Linked DNA regions of Homo sapiens: all the other regions are linked to region 3. The links are chromatin contacts, found by Hi-C or POLR2A ChIA-PET in ENCODE. All regions are on one chromosome and are shown on one strand. The core of a region is the stretch at or near the end of the contact, and the rest is flanking DNA. Distances in the headings are between cores, read along the strand shown.

Region 1 (4,684 bases), core at 574-3,073, 600 kb after region 3:
CGAGACCATCCTGGCTAACACGGTGAAATCCCGTCTCTACTAAAAATATTTTTAAAAAATTAGCCGGGCGTGGTGGCGGGCGCCTGTAATCCCAGCTACTCGGGAGGCTGAGGCAGGAGAATGGCATAAACCCAGGAGGCGGAGGTTGCAGTGAGCCGAGATCGCGCCACTGCGCTCCAACCTGGGCAATAGAGCAAGACTCTGTCTCAAAAAAAAAAATAAGTTTTCTATGAAAAAATTTCCTGGTCTGGGCCAGTCGCGGTGGCTCACACCTGTAATCCCAGCACTTTGAGAGGCTGAGGCGGGCGGATCACGAGGTCAGGAGTTCAAGACCAGCCTGACCAATATAGCGAAACCCCGTCTCTACTAAAAAATACAAAAAATTAGCGGGGCATGCTAGCGGGCACCCGTAATCCCAGCTACTCGGGAGGCTGAGGCAAGCGAATCGCTTGAACCCGGGAGGCAGAGGTTGCAGTGAGCAGAGATGGCGCCATTGCACTCCAGCCTGGGCGACAGTGCAACGAGACTCCATCTCAAAAAATAAAAAATAAAAATAATCTCCCAGCTCGGCATGGTGGCTCACGCCTGTAATCCCAGCACTTTGGGAGGCCGAAGCAGGTGGATCACCTGAGGTCAGGAGTTCGAGACCAGCCTGGCCAACATGGCAAAACCCCCGTCTCTATAAAAAACACAAAAAGTAGCAGGGCATGGTGGCACGCGCCTGTAATCCCAGCTACTCTGGAGGCTGAGGCAGGAGAATCTCTTGCACCCGGGAGACGGAGGTTGCAGTGAGCCGAGACGCGTCACTGCACTCCAACCTGGGCAACCGTCTCAAAAGTAAATACATAAATAAATAAATAAAATAAGTTTTCTATTAAAAATTCTCCCTTTTAACTTTCGACTTGCCAGGCCAGCCCCAAATCCAGGCCCTCGTCACCTCCCTCTCGGATCCTTGAAGCCACTGCCGGTTTTCTGATTTTGGTCTTTTCACACAAAGGTCCATCCAGGGAATCCTCAGACACAGCTTTTGCCCCACCTCTCCCTGTAATGAGCAGCTTGTTGGATGGAGCCAGCGCTCAACGTCCCCCAGACCTTTCCGCCCCTCTAGCCATTTCCCACATCCCAGCTTCTCAGGTCTTTGCGGAGGCTGTTCCACTCCACGCGCCTGGCCTACTCTTCCTTAAAAGCCCATCTGAACTTTCGCTGATGCTGAGTTTCCTATCCGTTAAATGGTAATAATAATCCCCGCCCCGCTTCCTTGAAAGGATCCAGTGTGGTGATGGCTGGAATAATGCCTTTAATAAACAATTATCAGTGAGTTCTTCAGGAGGAGGCGTGAGCAGTGATCGCAAATCCCGCCTTCCTCCGCCCTCCGCAGCCCTGCAATCTCAACCGCCAGGCGACCCGCCCCTCGAAACGCACCAAGGGTCGAGCCCTGCCCCTCGAGATGTTCTACTTCCAGGCCCCGCCCCTCGAGACACTCTACCTCCGGGTTCTGCCCCTCGAGACGCTCTAACAACCCAGCCCCGCCCCTCGAGACGCGCTAACTCCAGACTCTGCCTCTCGAGGCGCTCTAATAACTAGGCTCGGCGGGTGGAGATGCTCTAACTCCAGGCCCCGCCCCTCGAGCGCCACAACAGCCGGGCCCCACCCCTTGAGGTGCTTTAACGGCCAGGCCCCGCCCTGAAGGCGTTGTAACAACCAGGCTCCGCCCCCAGGCGCTCTAACGGCCAGGCCCAGCCGCTTGAGGCTCCCCAACGGCCAGGCCGCGCCCCCGCGTGCGTGCGCGGCCCGGCAGAGCCGTGCGGGCGCCCGCGTACTCACTAGCTGAGGTGGCAGTGGTTCCACCAACATGGAGCTCTCGCAGATGTCGGAGCTCATGGGGCTGTCGGTGTTGCTTGGGCTGCTGGCCCTGATGGCGACGGCGGCGGTAGCGCGGGGGTGGCTGCGCGCGGGGGAGGAGAGGAGCGGCCGGCCCGCCTGTAAGTGGGGCCGGGTCGGGTGGGGGCGGCCCGCGGTGTCCCGGCTCCCGGCCTCCTCGTGGTCCGACCTGCGGTTTGGGCCCGCGGCTGGTGGGGCCCGGCGACTCCATGGGCCTCAGTTTCTCCTCTGGTAACGTGAGCTTCGCTTCCAGAGACGGGGACCCGCCTTGCCGGGTTAGGCGCACCTCCTGGGGCGGGACTGGCTCCAACCTGGGCCCCTTACTGCGGCTTTCTCTGTGGCCGAGGCCAGGCCGTCCCCGGGGTGGCCAGGAGAGCACCGTAAACTCTTCAGCCTGCTCCGTGGCCGCGATCTCGGAAAAAGCACCAATTCTGTGATGTGCAGCAGCATTTACTGGGCATCTATGACCCTGTGATAGGCTTTGGGGTCTTTTTCTGTAAGGAGTCCAGTAAAGGAGAAGTACATCTGTATTATGAACACCTAAATATGTAAGTGAAAAACACGGTGAAATAAGTTTCACTGAGGCCAGGCGAAGTGGCTCACGCCTGTATTCCCAGCACTTTGGGAGGCCGAGGCAGGGAGATCGCTTGAGCCCAGGAGTTTGGGACCAGCCTGAGCAACATAGCAAGACCCCATCTCTACGCAAAATTAGCTGGGTGTGGTTGTGCACGCCCCTGTAGTCCCAGCTCCATGGGAGGCCGAGGCAGGAGGGTGTCGTGAGTCCAGGAATTCAAGGCTGCAGTGAGTTGTGATAGATCGCGCCACTGTACTTCAGCCTGGGTGACGGCAAGAGCCTGTCTCTGAAAAGTTTCATAGAAGAGGTTAGTACTAGAAATGGGAAACACCAGAGAGTCAGTGGGCAGCCCTGCTCTTTTTATTTATTTTTCAGACAGAGTTTCGCTCTTCTTGCCCAGGCTGGAGTGCAGTGGCACAATCTTGGCTCGTTGCAACTTCCGCCTGCCAGGTTCAAGCGATTCTTCTGCCTCTGCCTCCCGAGTAGCTGGGACTACAGGCACACACCACCACGCCTGGCTAATTTTTGTATATTTAGTAGACGGGGTTTCGCCACGTTGGTCAGGCTGGTCTCGAACGCCTGATCTCAGGTGATCCACTCGTCCTGGCCTCCAAAAGTGCTGAGATTACAGGCGTGAACCACTGTGCCCGGCCAGCCCTGCATTTTTTTTTTTTTTTTTTTTGCAGGGGGACGGAGTTTTGCTCTGTCGCCCAATCTGGAGTCTAGTGGCGGGATCTCGGCTCACTGCAAGCTCCGCCTCTGGGTTCACGCCATTCTCCTGCCTCAGCCTCCTGAGTAGCTGGGACTACAGGCGTCCGACACCACACCCGGCTAATTTTTTGTATTTTTTGAGTAGAGACGGGGTTTCACTGTGTTAGCCAGGATGGTCTCAATCTCCTAACCTCTTGTGATCCACCTGCCTCGGCCTCCCAAAGTGCTGGGATTACAGGCGTGAGCCACCCTGCCTGGCCGAGTCCTGTTCTTTTATGGGGGAGGTGGTTGTTAGGGAAATCATTACTGAGAATAGGGGGCACATGAGGTAGTGTGGGGTCTCAAAGGATGGTTCTAGAAGAAGAGTTTGCCAGAAGGCCAAGGAAAAAAGACATTCCTGCCAATGGCAATACCCGAGAAGGCAAGGAGTCCCCAAACAGCATTTGGTATGACTTAAGTGTGAGGAGGGGGGCTTGTTAGACATGCCTGGAGAGAAGGAAGCAGAGGACAGATTGTGGCTGTGTTTGTTTGCAGGGCCCAGGAGCTTTTTTCCTGTTGGAATTGGGGAGCATCTGCAGTCATTTACCACATGCCAGCTTTGTGACTCAATTAAGTATCTTTTACAAAAGTGACTGGCTCCACTCCCCCGCACAGGACTCAACAGATGTTGACTTCTCATCCCCGAGTTCTTTCAGGTACTGGAGTGCAGTGGTGCGATCTTGGCTTACTGCAACCTCTACCTCCTGGGTTCAAGTGATTCTCCTGCCTCAGCCTCCTGAGTAGCTGGGATTACAGGCGCCTGCCACCACGCCCGGCTAATTTTTGTATTTTTAGTAGAGACGGGGTTTCACCATGTTGGCCAGACTGGTGGAACTCCTGGGCATCAAGATGATCCAGCTGCCGGGCCGGGCATGGTGACTCACGCCTGTAATCCCAGCACTTTGGGAGGCCGAAGCGGGCAGGTCACAAGGTCAGGAGATCGAGACTGAGGCAACAGAGCGAGACTCTGTATCAAACAAAAAAAAAAAATGATCCAGCAGCTGCCTCAGCCTCCCAAAGCGCTGGGATTACAGGCATGAGCCACCGCACCCGGCCTCCATAGAGCCTTTAATGCTTGTGTTCGGTACTTTTGCTTGTCACTTTGTAGATATCTCATCCAATTCAATCTCCCTTATTTTTATTTATTTATTTATTTATTTATTTTGAGACAGAATCTCACTCTGTCGCCTAGGCTGGAATACAGTGGCACGATCACTGCATTTGAACTCCTGGGCTCAAGCAATTTTCCCTCCTCAGCCTCCGAATAGCTGGGACCACAGGCGCACACCACCATGCCCAGCTAATTAAAGTTTTCTGTAGAGATGGGGTGTCACTATGTTACCCAGGCTGGTCTCGAACTCCTGAGCTCAAGCAATCCTCCCATCTCAGCCTACCAAAATGCTGGGATCACAGGCATGAGCCACCGCCCCCAGTTCTCAACCTCTCTTTAAGAAAACCAAGGCTGGGCCGGACACAGTG
Region 2 (4,059 bases), core at 1,149-3,648, 560 kb after region 3:
GGCTTGGGAAATTCTCTAGCCTCCCGGAGTCGAAGCTTGCTATTTGTGAAAATGGGAATGACAGGTCCTATTTGTTTTTTCTTGGTTTTCTTTTTTTTGAAACAGTCTTGCTCTGTCACCCATGCTGAAGTGCAATGGCACGATCTCGGCTCACTGCAACCTTCACCTCCCAGTTCAAGCAATTATTGTGCCTCAGCCTCCCAAGTAACTGGGACTACAGGCGCATGCCACCATGCCTGGCTAATTTTTGTATTTTTAGTAGAGACGGGGTTTCACCATGTTGCCCAGGCTGGTCTTGAACTCCTGGCCACAAGTGATCTGCCCACCTCGGCCTCCCAAAGTGCTGGGATTACAGGCATGAGCCACCGCGCCCGGCCAATAGGTCCTATTTCTGAGGTTCACTGAGTTTTCAGTGAGATCATCTGTATCTCACTGTCATAGTCATAGCAGCACGTGACACACATACAACAAATGTCAAGACCCCTCCTCCTCCCTAAACGCCAAAGGTTTGAAGGTGGGCTTCACGGGAGTGGGGAGGAGAAGGGCTTACTTGGCTTGACGCCACTAATGTCGGGCCTTAGGGCTCAAGCAGGAAGGGCTCTGCCACCCCCTGCAGGCTCCTATCCTCTAAGATTCTTCCTTTCCTGATCCAACAGTCATACTCCCACACTCTGAAATCGTCTTGGTGTCCTGGGAGCTCCCTGGCACTTTGCACCGCTCCTGGGGCAAGAAGGACTTTCCACTTTGCATTGTCTCGGGTTGTTTGTTTACTTTCCTTATCTCTCCCGCTAAGCTGTGGGCACCCTGCCTGATTCATCCATGTGTCCTGTCCCAGTATCTGTCTCAGCATAGGTGCAAAGGGTTCCGCGGCTGAGTGAAGGGAAGAACTTATCAGTGTTAAACAAAGCCTGCCCCAGCCCCCAGGAAGCCACATGGTTACAGCCTTTCCATGAGAAACAGTCCAGAGGATGGGGTCTCTGGGCTGGGGAGGGGGGCTTCACTTGGCCCTGACTTTCTGAGAGCCCTGGACAAACTTTTTTTTTTTTTTTTTGAGATGGGGGTCTCACTCTGTTGCTCAGGCTGGAGTGCAATGGTGTGCTCTCGACTCACTGCAGCCTCCTCCTCCGGGGTTCAAGCGATTCTCCTGCCTCACCCTCCTGAGTAGCTGGGACTACAGGTGCGCACCACCACGCCCGGCTAATTTTTTGTATTTTCGGTAGAGACAGGGTTTCTCCATGTTGGTCAGGCTGGTCTCGAACTCCCGACCTCAGGTGATCCGCCCACCTCGGCCTCCCAAAGTGCTGGGATTACAGGCGTGAGCCACCGCGCCTGGCCTAACAAACTTAATTTTATTCTATTTTTTGAGACAGGGTCTCACTTCATCACCCAGGCTGGAGTGCAGTGGAGCCAACATAGCTCACTGCGGCCTCCAATTCCTGGGCTCAAGCAATTCCCCCACCTCGGCCTCCCTAGTAGCTGGGACTACAGGCATGCGCCCCCACACCCAGCTATTTTTTATTTTTAATTTTTTGTAGGGGCAGGGTCTCACTAGGTTGCTCAGGCTGGTCTCAAACTCCTGGCCTCAAGCAATCCTCTCAGTTCAGCCTCCCAAAATGTTGGGGCTACAGGCGTGAGCCACCACACCGTACCAGGACAAACTTCATCTTTGCTGGTGTTCATTTCCTCATCTGGAAAGCCAGGGGCAGACACACTTTGAGACCCTCCTTCCTTATCTAGCCCCCTGGGAGTCTATGCACCCAAGGACCCAGCCCTTTGTTTTCTGTCCAATCTGGGCTCAGAAACCAGGACAAAACCCCTCCTTCAATCCTATCAGTGTCCATTTTGGAGAATGCTTTATTTTATTTTATTTTTTTTTTTTTGAGACAGTCTCACTCTGTCACCCAGGCTGGGGTGCAGTGGTGTAATCTCAGCTCACTGCAACCTCTGCCTCCCGGGTTCAAGCAATTCTCATGCCTCAGCCTCCCAAGTAGCTGGGATTACAGGCATGCGCCACCACGCCTGGCTAATTTCTGTATTTTTAGTAGAGATGGGGTCTCACTATGTTGCCCATGCTGGTCTTGAATTCCTAGATTCAAGTGATACGCCGGCCTTAGCCTCCCAAAGTGCTGAGATTACAGGCGTGAGCCACCGTGCCCAGCAGATTTTGGAGAATGTTCTTTAGGACAGAACTTTGTAAATGATGCTAAAAAGCCCTAGTAAATTTCATGTTCCAGTGGTCCCCCTTCCTCTGTGTCCTCGTTTGTCCCAGAGGAAGTTGGCTGGGGCAGGAAGGGTCAGCAGTTGTTCTCTTTGTCAGAGCAGCCAGGAAAAGTCTCAGGTTGCCTCTAAGTAGACCAGCTGTGTGTCAAGCTCTGTGCCAAAGGCAGGAGCTGCTTTTACTCCCTGCAGCAAGGCGAGCATGTAAAGACCTGACAGGCCAGGGTGGAGGGGAGGTGGGCAGCGCTGTGGGCTTTGGCAGGCAGGAAGGCTTCCTGGAGGAGGCGCTATCCTGAATTGTGGGCAGAGGAGGGAAGGTAAGAGGGGCTTCCCTGTTAGAATAAGACCAGAAGGGCCGGATGTGGTGGTTCACGCCTGTAATCCCAGCACTTTAGGAGGCCGAGGCGAGCAGATCACTTGAGGTCAGGAGTTCGAGACCAGCCTTGCCAACATGGAGAAACCCTGTCTCTACTAAAAATACAAAAATTAGTGGGGCGTGGTGGCGCTCACCTGTAATCCCAGCTACTAGGCAGGCTGAGGCAGGAGAATTGTTCGAACCCAGAAGGCAAAGGTTGTGGTGAGCCAAGATCAGGCCACTGCACTCCAGCCTGGGTGACAGAGTGAGACTTCATCTTAAAAAAAAAAGGAAAAGAAAAGGTGGGCTGTGTGGCTTCAAGGTGAGGTGTATAAAGGAGACAGGGAGGCCGGGCACAGTGACTCATGCCTGTAATTCCAGCATTTTGGGAGGCCGAGGGAGGTGGATCGCCTGAGCTCAGGAGTTCGAGACCAGCCTGGGCAACATGGCGAAACCCTGTCTCTACCAAAAATACAAAAAACCAGCTGGGCATGGTAGCACATGCCTATAGTCCCAGCTACTCGGGAGGCTAAGGTGGGAGGATCGCTTGAGCCTGGGAGGTGCAGGCTGCAGTGAGCCAAGGCCGTAGCACTGTACCACTGCTCTCCAACTTGGGTGACAAGAGTGAGACCCTGTCTCAAAAAAAGGAGATGAGATGCTGAGAGAAGCAAGTGGTGGCCCAGTCATGGAGGAGGGGGACGGGTTTGGAAGCCAAGCCAAGGAGTGTGGACTTTGTCCCAGAGGTAGTAGGGAGCCATGGAGGGTTCCAGACCTGAACTGCACTTTAGAAAGAATTGTCCTGGCTGCAACTGGAAGATGAGCTCCGAGTGTGACACTGGAGTCAGGGAGGTCCCTGTGAGAAATGACACCAGGCCAAGGGGTGACACAGTGAGAGAGGATGGAGGGGAGGGGACAGCGGGAGAAATGTCACAGATCCTATGAGATTGAGATTTTTTTCTCAATTAGACCCGGAATATAACAGTCAGACCTGGAATGCTGGGAGTCAGTGGGGTTTTTGTGGCAAGTTTTGGGACATCCTAGGGAGGGTCCCCAGGCAGCTGGATATGAGGCTAGAGCAGGAAAGGGCCAGAGTGAGAGAGGCTGCAGGGTGGGCATTGCAAAGGAGTCAGTGAAAAGTGGTCAGGGGCTGGGAGCGGTGGCTCACGCCTGCAATCCCAGCACTTTGGGAGGCTGAGGCAGTCAGATCGCTTGAGCCCAGGAGTTTGACAACAGCCTGGGCAACATGGTGAAACCATGTTGAATTTTTTTTAAAAATTCACAGATTAGCTGGGTGCAGTGGTATACACCTGTAGTCCCAGCTACTCTGGAGGCTAAGGTAGGAGGATCACTTGCACCCAGGAGGCGGAGATCGAAGTACCCAAGATCCCTGCCACTGCACTCCAGCCTGGGCAACAGATTGAGACCTTGTCTCAAACACACACACACACACTCCATCCTGGGCAACAGATTGAGTCCTTGTCTCAAAC
Region 3 (4,462 bases), core at 313-2,812:
TGTCAAAATTTGACACCAGAAGAGCTGGCAAATGTGTCTGAAGGAAATTTTTTTAAATCCCCACACTCAGTTTAATAAGGTCACCTTATTGTAGTCCCAATGCAACTAAAACTTAAATTGACCACGCTGTTTAAGAAGAATTTTTCTGGGTACTTCTGTGAACGTTTTTTGGAACTAGGAAAAAAAAAAAAACCCTAGTTATTAAATTTCGAAATGACTTGAGAACAAATTTGATGTTTAGAAACCTAACCCAAAGGCGATAATTTCATGTCATCCAACATTTACTTCTTTTTTTATTAGCAAATAAAATGTTCTTTGGAATGACAATAGCTCCACCTACACCGGCACACTTCCACGTTACAGTATCATGAACATTAGCTACACTCCTGCCCCGAAACAAGCTTTTGTCTGAGCCGTTCCCAAACCAAGGTATTAAAAGTGATCATTCTTTACCAAACAAAGATACTTTTGGACTGCAACCCAGGAGACTGAACACCTCAGTGTGTATTATTGTGGTGTTATCCTGGGAAAGTAATCCTTTCTGCAAGAAAACACAAAGCCCAAGTGTGTCCTTGACAAACAGCAAGATGTTCATAGCCTATATTCTAACGAGGCAACTTGTATTTAAAAAATAAAATAAAAAAAAGTGCAGAGTCCTGGAATTAAACACCATGAGCTCTCTATTCAAAGATGTTTCTTTTAAGCAAAGTGTTTCAATTATACATAGTTGTCTGCATTTGACAACAATCAGGACGACGCTAAATGCGGTTCCTTCTCCAGATCAGAGCGAGAAACCAAGGAGAAATGAAATTGTGCCAAAGAGCACGTAGCACCTGTCAAGGCACTGTGACCCAAGAAAGATTAATACAAAGAAGCTACGATGGATTTATCTCCTTGGTCTCCCCCCGCCCGCAAGGAGTCGTACCATCCCCGGGCCAGAGCCGCCAAATCCCTGCCTCACACGTAAGGGGAAGGGAATCGCCCCTCTTGGCTGCCGACCTTCCCCAGTCGGCCGGCCTCGTGGCGAAGGGGCCAGGGGCCTGCAAGGCGGGCAGGCAACAGAGGGCCGCGAAAGAGGCCGGGACCGGAGCGGGGCAGGCCGTGTGGCCCGTACCCCAGCGCCACAGCTCAGCCCCGCACTGGTCCTACCGTAGGGGGGATGGGGCTGGAAGCGGGCGCTCGTCTCCGGGCATCGGCGCCGCCGCGGCCAAGGCAGGGCAAAAACCAACACGTTGTCGTTGGCGGGAGGCAGTGGAAGGGATCCGCCCCGCAAGCAAGACCCCGGGAGCCCAGCCGCCGCCGCCCCGTCTCCGAGCGCGCCATTTCCAGGCCCCGGCCCTCCAGGCGCCGCTCCTAGGCCTCCGCGGGCCCCCGCCTCCCGCCGCCCCGGCTGAGCGCAGGACGGCCGCCACCCTGACGGCCCCGACTCCGCCGGTCCCGCAGCCCCCGACGGGGCCCGCGCACGCCCGCCTCACCCTCTGCCGCCGCCGAAGCTGCTGTAGGCCCGATCGTCGTAGGTGTCGAAGTCCGCCATTTGCCGTCTCCGCTCCGAGAGGAACCAGGGTGAGCGAGGAAGGACCCCGCAATATAACTCCCCCCGCCCCGCCGCCGGGGCTGTCCGCCGCGCCGCCTGATCGCAAATCCCTTGGACGCAGGCACGCGCACGCGCGCGCGCGCACGCACGCACGGACGCTGGCCGCGCAGCGCCCGGCCCTGGGCCCACCGGCAGCTGCCTGCCCCGTGCGCTCTGCAGCCCACGTGGTGCGGCGGCGTCCCAGCTGGACGCCTGCCCGGCCTACGCGGCCCATTATGTGCTGGCCCTGGGGTGCGCCCGTGGCTGCCTCCTATCCCCGCCGCACCACGCCCGTGCGCGCCGGCCTTTCCGTCCGTCGGCGGGAGGTGACCTGGAGAGCTGGGGGGAACTCCCTCTCCAGTTCGCCTGGGACGCTGCCTTTCGGCCTCCATACATGGCGGGGACCTCGGAGGCCTGTCCCGCTTGGACCCCCAAGTGGTCCCCGGGTGACACCCAAGTAAAGGCCACCTCCTTCTCCAGGCAGGAGCTGGCCACACGATGAGGATGCCCCGGAAGGGGGTGCGAGGCGGTGGGATGCAGACACGAATCCTGCCTTCCAGGGCTTACTCGCTGCCTGGGTATTGGGGGGTTTTGAGAGGAGAGAGTATAGGTGATCGGTGACTTAGCAAGAGAGACTGCACATCTCGGTTTTTTGCAGAAGTCGTTGCCTTGGAAAAAGAATTGGATACTGTTGTGGATTCCATCATCTAGCAATAACAAAACATGGTTATGCAGTGGGAATTAATTACACGGGTAAATTTCCAGGTTTGTGATTGAGATGGTAGTAATTGTGGATGCCACGATGTTGACAAACCTTAATTATCTAAGCACACTTTGAAAGAACCTCATAGAATTTTGTTGTGATGTGTACCTAGGTATCTTCCGCTTAACCATTACTTTTTATTATGTATTTATTGGTTCGTTGTTGAGACAGGGTCTCGCTCTGTCGCCCAGGCTGGACTGCGGTGGAACAGTGGTAGCTCACGGCAGCCTTGACCTCTTGGGCTCATGCCATCCTGCCGCCTTAGCCTCTGGAGTAGCTAGGACTATAGGCGGGCAGTACCTCGCCTAATTTGCATTTTTTTTTTTTTTTTTTTGAGATGGAGAATCAGGTTGGAGTGCAGTGGCGCAATCTCATCTCACTGCAACCTCCACCTCCTCGGTTCAAGCAATTCTCCTGCCTCTGTCTCCCGAGTAACTGGGGTGACAGACGTGCACCACCACACCCAGTTAATTTTTGTATTTTTAGTAGAGACAGCGTTTCACCATGTTGCCCAGGCTGGTCTTGAACTGAGATCCACCCGCCTTGGCCTCCCAAAGTGCTGGGATTACAGGCATGAGCCACCGTGCCTGGCTCTAATTTGCTTTGTAAAACATTTATTTGTAGAGACAGAGTCTCACTATGTTGCCCAGGTTTGTCTCGATCTACTGGCTTTTAAGTAGTCCTCCTGCCTCTGCCTCCTAAAGTGCTGGAATTACAAGCATGAGCCACTGTGCCCTGCCAACTTTTATATTTGAGTATCTTCTCCTTCATAGCAGTGTTAAGATGGACAGAGCATTATCAATTCATGAGTTAATAGTGTTGAACTCACTTATTCATTTTTCTGTGCCTTTTTCTTCCCAAGTAATAAAACACTTTGCTGCCTGATAGACCTAGATTGAACCTAGGCTCAGTTAACGTCTTACTGGCTGAGTGACCTCGAGGACGTTGCTTAACCGCTTTAACATGCCTGTTTTCTCATCTATATAATAATGTCACCTACCTCTTCAGTGTTGTAAAGATTCAAATTAGTAAATATGTAAAATTCCTGGCACACAATATATATTGGGGACCTACCAAGGTGTCTGGCACCATTATGGGTGCTTTACCTGTAGATAATAATTTCCAAACCTGTTTAACAGCTGTGGAACCACCCAGAGAGAAAGAGACTTGCCCAAGGTCACCTAGTTTTGACCTTAGCACATGGCTCAGAAAATAACCAATGGTTTCTTCTCCTTGCGCAGTTTAAACTTGGACCCCTGCTCCATGCTCCTGCCCCCATTACTCTATTACTCTTATTTACTTTCTTTTTTTTTTTGTTTTTGGTAGAGATGGGTCTTGCCATGTTGCCAAGGCGGGTCTTTTTTTTTTTTTTGAGACAGAGTCTGGCTGTGTCACCCAGGCTGGAGTGCAGTGGCGCAATCTCGGCTCACTGCAAGCTCCGCCTCCCAGGTTCATGCCATTCTCCTGCCTCAGCCTCCTGAGTAGCTGGGACTACAGGCGCCCGCCACTACGCCCGACTAATTTTTTGTATTTTTAGTAGAGACGGGGTTTCACCGTGTTAGCCAGGATGGTCTTGATCTAACCTTGTGATCCGCCCGCCTTGGCCTCCCAAAGTGCTGGGATTACAGGTGTGAGCCACCGTGCCCGGCCCCCCAGGCAGGTCTTGAACTCCTGACTTCAAGTTATTCTCCCTCCTTGGCCTCCCGAAGTAGTGGTATTGCAGGATTACAGGTGGGAACCACGCACCCGGCCACTCCATTACTCATTTTTTTTTTTTTTTTGAGACAGGGTCTCACTCTGTTGCCCAGGCTGGACTGTAGTGGCACGATCTCAGCTCACTGCAGCCTCCGCCTCCAGCATTCAAGCCAGTCTCCTGCCTCAGCCACCTGAGTAAGTGGCATTACAGGTGTGCGCCACCACGCCTGGCTAATTTTTGTATTTTTGGTGGAGATGGGGTTTCCATGTGTTTCCCAGTCTGGTCTTGAACTCCTGGCCTCAGGTGATCCACCCACCTCAGCCTCCCAAAGTGCTGGGATTACAGGCGTGAGCCACCGTGCCTGGCCACTCCATTACTCTTTTTTTACTTTTTTTTTTTTTGAGATGGAGTCTCACTCTGTCACCCAGGC

What was found. A loop is a pair of places that touch in the nucleus more often than their neighbours do. ChIA-PET counts read pairs that join two places held with the same protein, here RNA polymerase II (POLR2A). Pooled maps may share reads with other maps.
Region 1: a map of sigmoid colon shows a loop between it and region 3 (18-fold over the local background). The contact joins the promoter of TBL2 here to the promoter of EIF4H in region 3. A Hi-C loop is called at or near these places in 2 of 168 maps with a recorded cell type or tissue (naive thymus-derived CD4-positive, alpha-beta T cell and sigmoid colon), 2 of 37 single-sample maps with no recorded cell type and 12 of 50 pooled maps. POLR2A ChIA-PET finds 5 or more read pairs at or near these places in 4 of 52 experiments (A673, PC-3, RWPE1 and 1 more).
Region 2: a loop to region 3 is called in a map of gastrocnemius medialis, with 8 times the contacts of the local background. The contact joins the enhancer-like site here to the promoter of EIF4H in region 3. A Hi-C loop is called at or near these places in 1 of 168 maps with a recorded cell type or tissue (gastrocnemius medialis) and 1 of 50 pooled maps. POLR2A ChIA-PET finds 5 or more read pairs at or near these places in 1 of 52 experiments (CD4-positive, alpha-beta T cell).

What each region holds. Positions count from the first base shown.
Region 1 is chr7:73,575,718-73,580,401 of GRCh38, reverse strand. It overlaps TBL2 (transducin beta like 2), which reads left to right and starts at 1,823. Exons shown (of 7, transcript NM_012453.4): 1 at 1,823-1,982. The coding sequence starts at 1,853. RefSeq lists an enhancer at 1,172-1,241 and a silencer at 1,572-2,211.
Region 2 is chr7:73,609,635-73,613,693 of GRCh38, reverse strand. All of the region lies in intron 2 of MLXIPL (MLX interacting protein like), which reads left to right. Among named protein-coding and RNA genes, the nearest start is that of MLXIPL, 13 kb to the left of the region's middle. Within about 2 kb of position 2,398, at least 2 of the 41 ENCODE cell types and tissues checked have a DNase peak (open chromatin) inside an H3K27ac peak, as active enhancers do; they include gastrocnemius medialis, where a contact is called at or near this core.
Region 3 is chr7:74,171,456-74,175,917 of GRCh38, reverse strand. It overlaps EIF4H (eukaryotic translation initiation factor 4H), which reads right to left and starts at 1,562. Exons shown (of 7, transcript NM_022170.2): 1 at 1,476-1,562. The coding sequence starts at 1,534. RefSeq lists enhancers at 497-1,009, 1,010-1,523, 1,505-1,799 and a silencer at 1,302-1,811.